Linked DNA regions of Homo sapiens: regions 1 and 2 are each linked to region 3. Evidence: chromatin contacts called from ENCODE Hi-C or POLR2A ChIA-PET data. All regions are on one chromosome and are shown on one strand. Each heading gives the region's core, a stretch centred on a gene start or an enhancer-like site at or near the end of the contact. The rest is flanking DNA. Distances are from core to core; before and after follow the strand shown. Region 1 holds the start of LINC02014 (long intergenic non-protein coding RNA 2014). Region 2 has its middle 30 kb from the start of RPN1. Region 3 holds the start of IFT122 (intraflagellar transport 122).

Evidence for each region. A loop is a pair of places that touch in the nucleus more often than their neighbours do. ChIA-PET counts read pairs that join two places held with the same protein, here RNA polymerase II (POLR2A). Pooled maps may share reads with other maps.
Region 1: a loop to region 3 is called in a pooled map, with 6 times the contacts of the local background. The contact joins the promoter of LINC02014 here to the promoter of IFT122 in region 3. A Hi-C loop is called at or near these places in 1 of 168 maps with a recorded cell type or tissue (tibial artery), 2 of 37 single-sample maps with no recorded cell type and 8 of 50 pooled maps. POLR2A ChIA-PET finds 5 or more read pairs at or near these places in 2 of 52 experiments (PC-9 and Panc1).
Region 2: a map of naive thymus-derived CD4-positive, alpha-beta T cell shows a loop between it and region 3 (24-fold over the local background). The contact joins the enhancer-like site here to the promoter of IFT122 in region 3. A Hi-C loop is called at or near these places in 1 of 168 maps with a recorded cell type or tissue (naive thymus-derived CD4-positive, alpha-beta T cell) and 7 of 50 pooled maps. POLR2A ChIA-PET finds 5 or more read pairs at or near these places in 5 of 52 experiments (CD4-positive, alpha-beta T cell, MCF 10A, activated T-cell and 2 more).

Annotation. Positions count from the first base shown.
Region 1 is chr3:130,093,054-130,096,907 of GRCh38, reverse strand. LINC02014 (long intergenic non-protein coding RNA 2014) reads left to right here and starts at 2,604. Exons shown (of 5, transcript NR_146710.1): 1 at 2,604-2,760. It overlaps ALG1L2 (ALG1 chitobiosyldiphosphodolichol beta-mannosyltransferase like 2), which reads right to left. Exons shown (of 8, transcript NM_001136152.1): 4 at 3,748-3,807; 5 at 2,395-2,505; 6 at 745-859. RefSeq lists enhancers at 1-137, 2,032-2,111.
Region 2 is chr3:128,679,484-128,683,124 of GRCh38, reverse strand. No RefSeq gene overlaps it. Among named protein-coding and RNA genes, the nearest start is that of RPN1, 30 kb to the right of the region's middle. RefSeq lists a silencer at 1,749-1,968 and enhancers at 2,029-2,198, 2,309-2,438, 1,913-2,605. Within about 2 kb of position 2,329, at least 40 of the 41 ENCODE cell types and tissues checked have a DNase peak (open chromatin) inside an H3K27ac peak, as active enhancers do; they include CD4-positive, alpha-beta T cell, where a contact is called at or near this core.
Region 3 is chr3:129,438,584-129,442,181 of GRCh38, reverse strand. IFT122 (intraflagellar transport 122) reads right to left here and starts at 1,958. Exons shown (of 30, transcript NM_052989.3): 1 at 1,811-1,958. The coding sequence starts at 1,851. It overlaps MBD4 (methyl-CpG binding domain 4, DNA glycosylase), which reads left to right and starts at 2,234. Exons shown (of 8, transcript NM_001276270.2): 1 at 2,234-2,452. The coding sequence starts at 2,349. RefSeq lists enhancers at 955-1,004, 1,405-1,454, 1,485-1,534, 1,685-1,894, 2,095-2,234 and 1 more.

The DNA.
Region 1 (3,854 bases), core at 1,355-3,854, 650 kb before region 3:
AGAATTATTTTTGCATGTTTTTCTTAATTCCATGGCCAAGGAACAAGTAAAGGCAACCCCCTGGGGACTGGTTCAGCACATAAAAGATGACTTTTCTAGGACACCAGATTTGATCCCGACATTCCCTCAGCTCAGCTCACACGAGAGGCTCACATCCCTGAATCCCATCCAGGGGCCGGCTCCTGAGCAGGGGCCAAGGGCGCAACTTTTGCTGGGGCTACTGCTTCTAGAATCTCCTCTAACTCCACCCTTCCAAACACCCGTCTATGCTGGGTGGAGTGAGGCCACAGCATGACACTCATTTAACTGATTCAAACCCACCACGTGAGCTTGGCCAAAAGGGACATGGTGGGAGAGAAAGAAACAAAGAAAACCATGTAAGCCTGCAGGCAATTCCCGCCAATTCTACTCTAGGAGCAAAAGCCCCGAGTGAAGTTCTGTTATTTAAGGTGCTTTTTTTTTTTCATACTGGGTTGGTGCAAAAGTAATTGCCATTTTTAATGGCAAAAACCGTGATTACTTTTGTACCAACCTAAATGTAACATGAGCTCTAAATGGAAGCAACTACTTCAGTGAGGCTCAGCCCAGCCACAGTAACCGCAGGGCTCCTCCTCGTGGCCTCCAGTGTGTGCTGGACTGACCGAGGGGCAGGGCCTCACTGTGGGCAGCTCACTCTGCACTGCTTCCCCCTCAGCGGTGGATCTGTGAAGCTATCCCCAGAAAAAATTCGGGTTCTGCTCCTACCACTTGAAGTTCACGGCACACGCAGGCAAACAGCACCTGAACATGTCCACCACCTTCATGGGCAGGTCCAGGCCACTGGAGGACGTGTCCAGACAGACATCCAGGTCCACCGACCCTGCTAGGCAAGAGGGGTGTGGCCAGAGCGCTGGTCTCTGCCCCGGGAACACAAATCCTCCCAGCACAGTGAGGCAACACCCCCCGAGGGGAGTGAAAATTGGATAAGGCCCCCGACATCCCCAACCACAAGTGGCTTAAGCTGGCCAAGCAGCCACACGGCCTGGCTGGGACATCTGAAAATGTAAGTTGACACTTTTTCTACGTAACCACAATTTGATTTTTTTGTTGTTTTGTTTTGAGACAGAGTCTCACTCTGTCACCCAGGCTGGAGTGCAGTGGCACAATCTCAGCTCATTGCAACCTCCACCTCCCAGGTTCACCTCCCACCTGTAATCCCAGCATTTTGGGAGGCCAAGGCGGGCGGATCACCTGAGGTCAGGAGTTCAAGACCAGCCTGGTCAACATGGTGAAACCCCATCTCTACTAAAAAAAAAAATGTAAAATTAGCGAAGCGTCATGGCAGGTGCCTGTAATCCCCGCTACTCAGGAGGCTGAGGCAGGAGAATCACTTGAACCTGGGAAAGAAGAGGTTGCAGTGAGCCAAGATCGCACCATTGCACTCCAGCCTGTGCTACAGGAGCGAAACTCCGTCTCAAAATAATAATAATAATAATAATAATAATAATAATAATAATAAACCACAGCACACCCACCACAAACCAGCTGTCAGTGTGAAAATAAAGCCAAATAGCTAAACATTTCTAAAGATTAGCTGGGGCCAGGCATGATGGGTCACACCTGGAATCCCAGCACTTAGGGAGGCCAAGGCGAGAGGATCACTTGAGGTCAGGAGTTCAAGACCAGCCTGGCCAACATGGTGAAACCCTGTCTCTACTAAAAATACAAAAATAAGCAAGGTGTTGTGGAGAGCTCCTGTAATCCTGTAATCTACTCGGGAGGCTGAGGTGGGAGAATTGCTTGAACCCAGGAGGCAGAGGTTGCATGAACTGAGATCATGCACTCCAACCTAGGCAACGGAGCAAGACTGTCTAAAACAAAGACTAGCTGGAGAATCCTGCCAGGAAAAGGCCCTCAGCCTCCAACAGCTCTGCTCACTCGAAGCTGGAAGATGTGGCTCTAGAGACGCATCAGGAACAAGCCACGACTCCCCACTTGGAGAAATCAATGGGGAAAGAGACGGAGGCAAAGGAGAACCATCTCACTGGTGAGGCGACGCTGTCTGACTCATCGTCCCTGTACCTCCCAAAGCCACTGCCCTCCCACACCTGGGCAACAGTGGCCCCAACCCCAGGCCCAGCCCTCTTGCAGGAAGGAAGAGGACTGAATGGAGGGCGTGGCAGGCTGAAAGGACGTGGCTTCCTCAAACCCCTTGGTAAAGGGCCTCTGGGGCCACCTGGCAGGGAGGGGCTGGCACACCAGGAAGTAGCCTTCTCCCGGGAGTTCAGCTAGAGCCCAGGTCCTGTCCCCAAGTGGCCTCCAGAGCCACCTTTTCAGAAAAGGTACACCCCGCCCACCCCTGTTCCCCCTGCATAAGGCCCCGCCTCCTCCCTGAGCCTCCTGCTGGCCTCTCACCTAGAAGCGGGGGTAGTCCTCGGCCCTCCAGCCAGGGGATGCAGACCTGGATGTGCTGGAAATGCTTCTGGTGGATGAGGCGGCTGTAATACTCCCTCAGAGGCCCTTTGCCTTCACAGAGAAGAGCAGACACTGCCATGAACCCGTCTCTGTCCCTGCCACATAGCCCCAGGCCCAAGACACTCCCCCCTAGGAGGGATCCTTTTCCCAGAAGCTCCACCCCTCGGCAGCTGCAGTCAGGCCCTATCTGGGCCTTTCCAGAAGCAACTCAGGAGCCCCAAGACCTGCAGGGGTATGTGCACCCTGACCCCTGATGCATAGCCCTGCACCTGCAACCAGCTGGCCTCGGGCTGCAAACAAGGCGGGGTAAGCACTGGCCTGGCACGCGACCACCCACTGGGTGGGCCCAGCCTTCTGTCTGTGTTGTGCACAGGGGACAAGAGGACTCCCTCTGCCCTGGCACAGCCCCCAAACCACAGGGCGCAGGTTCCAAGCCGCCCCTGCCCTGCCACAGCCCCCAGAGCACATGGCGCGGGTTCCAAGCCGCACCTGCCCTGCCACAGCCTCCAGAGCACATGGCGCGGGTTCCAAACCAGTCCTGGGAGCCTAGAGGCCAGAGGAGGGAGGAGAGCAGGACCAGCAGCTGGCCCAGACCCCGCCTCTTCCCACACCGCTTCCGCTTTTCTCCCTCCTCACTGAATCATCTTGAAAGGGCTCAGCAGCAGTAACTGGGACAGGGGCTCTTCTGTTTGAAAAATTAAAAGAAGCTTGGTTAAGGCACCAATGACATGGCCGGGCACAGTGGTTCATATCTATAATTTCAGCATATTGGGAGGCCAAGGCGGGTGGATCACCTGAGGTCAGGAGTTCAAGACCAGCCTGGCCAACATGGTGAAGCCCTGTTTCTACTAAAAATACAAAAATAAGCTGGGTGTGGTGGGCACTTTTAGTCCCAGCTACTCTGGAGGCTGAGGCATGAGAATTGCTTGAATGTGAGAGGCAGAGGTTGCAGTGAGCTGAGATCGCACCACTGCATCCCAGCCTGGGCGACAGAGTCTTTGTCTCAAAAAAAAAAAAAAGACACCAATGACATAACAACAAAAAAAAGATGCTTGGAAACTACTGAAAAAGTAGAAAGCTTGGTATCTACAGATTCAAATCTGGGCTCCCTGCCCTGCTGTGAAACCCTCTGAGCCTCAGTTTCCCGCATGTCAAGCAGTGTAAGACCCTATGGCAGAGAGCTGCAGTGAGGATTAAGGAGACAAGATCGTGGGAAGCACAGGGTAAAGGCTGTGTGCCCCTCCCCCTCCACCATCCCCCAACCAAACAGACACCCAGGGTCCCAGGCAGTACCTGTTATCACACAGACGAGAGAAGGAAGGTTCTGTCCGTCAAGAGTCAGTTGTTCAAACTCTGTGTTTAAAAAAAGAAACAATTCTACATGGAATTTCTGATTTAAT
Region 2 (3,641 bases), core at 1,080-3,579, 760 kb after region 3:
TTGGGGAGGCCGAGGGGGGCGGATCACCTGAGATCAGGAATTCCAGACCAGCCTGGCCAACGTGGCGAAACCGCGTCTCTACTAAAAATACAAAATTAGCCAGGCATGGTGGCACACGCCTGTAATCCCAGCTACTCGAGAAGGTGTGGCAAGAGAATCGCTTGAACCTGGGAGGCAGAGGTTGTAGTGAGCCGAGATCGTGCCATTGCACTCCAGCCTGAGCAACAAGAGCAAAACTCTATCTCAAAATAAATAAATAAATAAAATACAAAAATTAGCGGGGTGTGGCCAGGTGCAGTGGCTCACGCCTGTAATCCCAGCACTTTGGGAGGCCGAGGTGGGCGGATCACGAGGTCAGGAGTTCGAGACCAGCCTGGCCAATATGATGAGACCCCATCTCCCTAAAAATACAAAAATTAGCTGGGCGTGGTGGCACGTGCCTGTAGTCCTAGCTACTAGGGAGGCTGAGGCAGAAGAATCGCTTGAACCTGGGAGATGGAGGTTGCAGTGAGCCATGATTATGCCACTACACTCCAGCCTGGGCAACAGAGCAAGACTCCATCTCAAAAAAAAAAAAATTAGCTGGGTGTGGTGGCATGCACCTGTAATCCCAGATACTTGGGAGGTTGAAGCAGGAGAATCACTTGAACCCAGGAGACAGACGTTGCAGTGAGCCGAGATCGCACCATTGCACTCCAGCCTGGGCAACAAGAGTGAAACTCCGTCTCAGGAAAAAAAAAAAAAAAAAAAAAAAAAGAATACCCTCTTCTCCAGTGCCTGGCACACTAGTAAAGGCTCAGTATGGTTGTTGCTTTAGGATGGAGGACTAACACTTCTTTCAAGTTCAAATAGGCGATTTCCAAACTCAATGCCAATTCTGAAACTGCTACTACTTATTTTTCAGGCAGTGGAAACACCTTTCTGGATGATTCTAAGGCAGAACTTGGCTCAAACTCTCAATGTTGCCACTGTTTTCGATATTAACCCGAAAAGCCTAAGATATACCAAAATCAGAAGAAGCCATTGAGACTATGTATGCTTACAGTAGAAAGGCATTCAGCATCAGCAAATAGGTCGAGTGCCTCCTGCTTCCCAGGCCAAATTTTCTGACCCCCCGCCAACAAAAACTAGCTTTCAAGAGGGCTCAGGCTGTCACAATGATTGGCATTCTTTGCTGTAAGTACTACAGTATTGACCTTGAAATTTTTATCCTTGAAAATTGAGTTTCATGAATGTTTATCAAATGTCTTGGTTCCAGGTTAAAAAAGTCTTTTTTTTTCTATGTGCTAGTCTGCCCTTATACCCTTACAAAAGAACTTGTCTTTAAGCCATAATTTAAATATTTACAAAAAATTTAAAATTAACACCTGTCCATGGTACAAAGCTCAGAAAACCCAACGGTCTTAGATGAAAACTGTCTCCTCCCATCCTTGTTCCGTATCTCTCCATTCCCTTCCTTAGGCTGGGCGATCGCTATTACCATTACCGCTATACTATGCTTACACATTCATATCTTCATTTATGTGGGTCTTCTTGTTTAAAAACACAAAGGCATATCTATACACATTTTCCTGTGCTTTGCTTTCTTTCACTTAATTTATCTCAGAGCTGGTTCCACATTAGTACATAAACTGCAGCTTTGCTCTTTTTAACGGTGGCAGGCCATTCCTCTGAAAGATGGCCTGATTTATTTCACCAGTTCCTGGTTTTGCGGCTCAGGATGGGAAAAAGGAAGTCTGAGTGAATCGCGTTGAGGTTACTAGGAATTGCCATGCTGCCCACCTCCCGAAGTGTTAGGAGGTAACATCTCATCGTCTCATCGCACTCCAGTGGAGTGTCGCGAAGTTGCAACTCGGCCCCAAGGCGGCCCGCACTTCCACCCGCACACAAAGGCAGGTCGCAGCCCCGCACGCGGGGACAGGGCCAGCAAGGGGCGGGGACCCTCGGGGCCGCCGCCTCCGCAGCCCCGCGTGTGGGACCCTGGGGCGGGCCGCCATCTTGTGGTGCGGCCGCCGCCTGCCAGGAGACACCTAGCAACTCCGCAGCGGCCATCTTTTACAAGAAACCTTCGCTGCAACCGCTGCGTCACATCACCGCGTCTCCCAGGGACAGGAAAGCCTCTCCGTGTTTGGTGAAGCTTCAGGGGAAGCAGTCATCCTGTCGTCGCATACGGCAAAATCCTCCATTGCCGTAGCCGTTCGGCTGACGTGACAAGGGAGGTGCAGGCCAACACGGCGACTCCGCGCCCTCTGGCGGCAGTGCCGGAGCAGCGGCGCTGTCTTTGACCTATCCGGCATTCGGCTTCCGGGACCGCTTGGCGGCTGTGAATGCAGAGCTGGGGCGACGTGGGGCTCGCTTCCTGGGACTGGGTGTGAGCTTGCGCAGTGAGCCATATGGGGGTCATGGCCTGGCGTGGGGGCGTGGCCGGGTGGGGCCGCTGGATTTGGTGCTGGAAAGCTAGGGAAGTAGTCGTGCGTTTAAGAACGGCCGGCCGGCGGGGTGGCTCAAGCATGTAATCCCAGCACTTTGGGAGGCCGAGGCGGGCGGACCACGAGGTCAGGGGTTCGAGACCAGCCTGGCCAACATGGCGAAACCCCGTCTCTACTAAAAATACAAAAATTAGCCAGCGTGGTGGCGTCTGTAGTCCCAGCTACTTGGAAGCCTGAGGCAGGAGAATTGCTTGAACCCAGGAGGCAGAGGTTGCAGTGAGCCGAGATCGTGCCACTTCACTCCAGCCTGTGCAACAGAGGGACACTCGTCCCCCCCCAAAAAAAAGCCCGGGCTGGGTGGCTTACACCTGTAATCCCAGTACTTTGGGAGGCCGAGGCAGGCGGATCATCTGAGGTCGGGAGTTCGAGACCAGCTTCATCAACATGGAGAACTCACCCATCTCTACTAAAAATACAAAATTAGCTGGGCATGATGGCGCATGCCTGTAATCCCAGCTACTCAGGAGGCTGAGGCAGGAGAATTGCTTGAACCCAGGAGGTGGAGGTTGCGGTGAGCTGAGATTGCACCATTGCACTCCAGCCTGGGCAGCAAGAGTGAAACTTTGTCTCTCTCTCTCTTTCTGTCTCTGGCACATACACACACACACGCACACACACGGGCCTCCTGTGGTCTCACTTGGTCCTCTTTGTGACAGTGCCATTGTTACCATTTACAGAGGAGGAACTGAAGCTCATGGTTGAGCCTCTCACTTGCCCACTTTGCCAAACCCTGGTAGGGATGGGATTAGAGGCTCCTTTTCTTTCGTGAAATGAGACAACGATCTGGGGGATCGTTGGAAGGATTAAAATGAGTATTCAGATTACAATGCTGGATTCTTAATAGTGTCCTCTGTTAATAATAATAATAATGTAGTAGCAACAGTCACGTAGTCTTTACAGTCACAGGTGCATGTGTGTAGATGGGGTTCTCTCTGTATTAGCCAGGCTGGTCTCCAACTCCTGGCCTCAGGCTATCTTCGCACCTCTGCCTCCCTTAGTGCTGGTATTACAGATGTGAGCCACTACACCAGCCTGCAGTTTTTACTACAACTCTGTGAGGTGATTAGTACTAGCATTCCCATTTGACAAATAAGGACAGTGAAGAAAGCAGAAGTAACTTGGCCAAGGTCACAGAACAGCCATAGCAATTCC
Region 3 (3,598 bases), core at 709-3,208:
GCCAGGGGTTGAAAACAGAGCAAATCAGGCTGCATTCGGCCAGCAAATGTTTTATTTGGCCCACACGGTGTTTTGTTTTTTTTTCAGAGTGGATGCTAACATTTAAAAATTAGGCCATTTCACATAAAAACCCAGATTCCTAGCTTCTGGTAAAAACAGGAAGAGCTGAGCACACTAGGCCAAATTCCTGCATGGTGGTAATTGGCAGGAGCTGAGCAGCAGCTGCCCCTTTTAGGCCGAGCATGAGCTCTGCAGTTTGCCACACTCTATTACTCTGACATTGAAGCCAAATGTTCAGTTGCCAGCTATCATCAGCTTGTGCTATAGGTACGTTTATAATAAAGTTAAAAGTAAAATGATTTTTTAAAACTCAAATCTCTATTAAAAGTACAAATGAAAGATTCACTGATACGGCTGTGTTTCAAGAAAAATGGGGTACAGAATACAAGACTATTCCTAGGGAAAACATACAATTCCTAGTGTTGAAGATGCAAATAAACATCTCCCATTTATGTTACCTGCCTGTCTCCTGCAGACATTTGAGTTTGCCACGTCTGTAACATAAGGAAAAATTAATGTAGTGGCTGAGAGCGTTGACGTTGGAGTGAGGAAGACCTGAGCTTGAAAGCTGGTTCCACCCCTCACTGTGTGACGCTGGCAAATTATCCACCCTCTCTGGGCTTCAGTTTCCTCATACATAAAATAGAGGAAATTATAGTACCTACCTTAGAGAGTGGTGAAGACACAACGAGATAAAGGATATGAAGTGCTTAGCCAGCACCTGGCACATAGTGTCAGCTACCACTAGTGCCGAACACAAAAGAGAGGACCCGTCTCCAACGTGAGCCTTGAAGGATGTTCAGGATTTCCGTGTGAGATGAGGAGAGACGGCATGCTTTACACAGAGAAAGATCTCAGAAGGGACAGAACCAAAGACAAGTAACCTGCTCCAGTGGCCAGAACAGAGGCTTCACAACAATGCTGAATGATTTTCAAAGTCAGGCCAAGACCTATCCCATAAGTAAGAATATGACAAAACAGACTGCTATGTTATAGATTTAGGCGATAACAATGGAATAGGACATTAAATAACTGAATCAAAAGGTGACAAAGTCATTCCCCTTCAGTTCTTTTTCAGACTTCCCAATTAGGAGAGCTTGTGTTTGGTGCTCATTTTGAGCACCTTTCTGATCATACCTGCCCATCTCCAGTTTTAGAGAAACGAGATCTCAGGTTTAAAGGCTCCCTAGCAACAATAGCTAGCTACAGCTTGTTCAGTTTTGTTTCTCCCTACTTTAAGTTTTACTTTTACACTTAGAGCAAGCGACGCTGATTTTATCTTAACATTTAGAGCAAGTGACACTGGTTTTCATAAATGGAGTAATAAAGTTTCCTTGTAAAATGTGAAATCATAATTAAAATAAATGAGACAATTTAGAGAAAAACGTCAAGAAAACAAGAGTATGGGTACTATGTGGATGTGGCAAGAACTGTGAAGCTTGAGCAGCTTCGTGCTGTCTCGTGGGTGTGAGATGAATCCAAGGCAGCGACAGGGCCAGACCGTGAGGGAAGAGCCGCCTCCACCCGCCACCACCTCAGGCGCGGCACCTCCCTTTGCCGCTCTCCAACCCTCGGGAGTTTCTCCAACCGCCAAGGGGCGGGAGGGCGACCCTGCAGTCTCCCAGGCCGGGGTTCAGTGCCCTCGGCCCAGGCAGCAAGCCCGCTGCCCCCCTCAAACACGCTGCAGCGGCTCGCGCACTCCCCGCGAGGACTCGACCTCCTGCTCTTCGCGAACCGCCCCGCTCCTCACCAGTGCTCGGCTTTATCTCTCCACGTCAACACGGCCCTCATCACGGCTTCCCTTACGGCTCGGGCTCCTCCTACCCGCCTCAGCGTCTGTCTCAGCAACCGCCTCACTAACGGTCGCCACTCCACAAGCCACTTTGGCTACCTGCGTTACCCCTGGCAACGTACATGCGCGGTAAGCTGAGTGCGAGGGCGCCTTGCTCCGAGCGCGCATGTCCGAAAGGGAAAGCCAGAAAAGCAGCAAAAGCAATGGTGGCACTGGAGCCCCTAAGGCGCCAGCGCAACCAGAGCGCGAGCGATTGGTCGGGGCGTGTGGGGGCGGTGCGTCTTCCTCGAGAATGGATTTGATTGGTGGAGCGTGGAAATGGCGGCTGTAGCCGAGGGGGCGGCCGGAAAGCAGCGGCGGCGTCTGGGGCGCTTTCGCAACATTCAGACCTCGGTTGCAGCCCGGTGCCGTGAGCTGAAGAGGTTTCACATCTTACTCCGCCCCACACCCTGGGCGTTGCGGCGCTGGGCTCGTTGCTGCAGCCGGACCCTGCTCGATGGGCACGACTGGGCTGGAGAGTCTGAGTCTGGGGGACCGCGGAGCTGCCCCCACCGTCACCTCTAGTGAGCGCCTAGTCCCAGACCCGCCGAATGACCTCCGGTAAGTTACTGTCCCCTTTTGGGCCTCAGTTTCACCACCTGTAAAATGGTATCGGGAGAGTGGACAGTGTGTGGGCCTTTCTAACCTTTGACAGAGGGTCGGCAGAAACCTCGAAGCCCACGGGTTTAGTTACTAGGGTCTGGAGCCCAGGTGCTCTTCCTGTGCGATCAGCCCTGGGGTGCGCTCGACTTCCTCATCTAAGATGACTAGGGAGACTGGGGGGGAGCCGGGAGGTTTTGTGAAAGAGGTCCCCTTGGGGTTGGAGGATCCTAGGAAGTCATTAGACTACGTGTGTGATAGGAGGTTAAGATTTACCTACTTTTTTCAAAATTTAATACTAAGAACTACTTTGAAAGAGGCATCACCTTCTTTTTACAGAGTCTTTTACCGAGACTTTGAGATGTTAAGTAACTTGCTGCTAAACTTACAGCTGGTAGAGCTGGAATTTGAGCCCCAGTCTCTTAAGAGTTTGTGCTGATTCCACCAGGCTTCAGTATTTTTATCTCTAAAATTGTAAACAATATCATTTCATAAGATCCATCCAGCTCCTCAAAATTATTTTACCCCAAATTACATCAGAAAACCTTGATTCTAATTCTAGTTCTTGCAGTTTCCCTATTTGTAGAAAAGAACTTGGGTTAAATGATCTCTCTAGACCCATCCACCTTTTACAATCTGTGGTTTAGTGATTAGGATACACTTTACTGAAATTTTTTTTTTAATTTTAAAAGTATGTTTTCATCATAGAAGACACATTGGAACTTTAATGAAGTTTTAGTTTAGTGGGTTTTTTTTTGAGATGAGGTCTCGCTCTGTCACCCAGGCTGGAGTGCAGTGGCACAATCATAGCTCCCTGAAGCCTTGACCTGCCGGACTTAAGCAGTCCTCCTACCCCGGCCTCCTTAGTAGCTGGGACCACAGGTATGCTCCACCACGCCCGGTTGCTTGTTTTTTTTTGTTTTTTTGGGTTTTTTTTTTCATTTTTTGCAAAGACGAGGATCTCACTGTGCTCTCCAGGCTGGTCTCAAACTCTTGGGATCAGGTGATCTTCCCACTTCCTCCTCCCAAAGTGCTAGCATTACAGGAATGAGCCACCTTGCCTTGCCAGCTTTTTTCAATAACAGTATGGGGGAGAAGTATTAGACC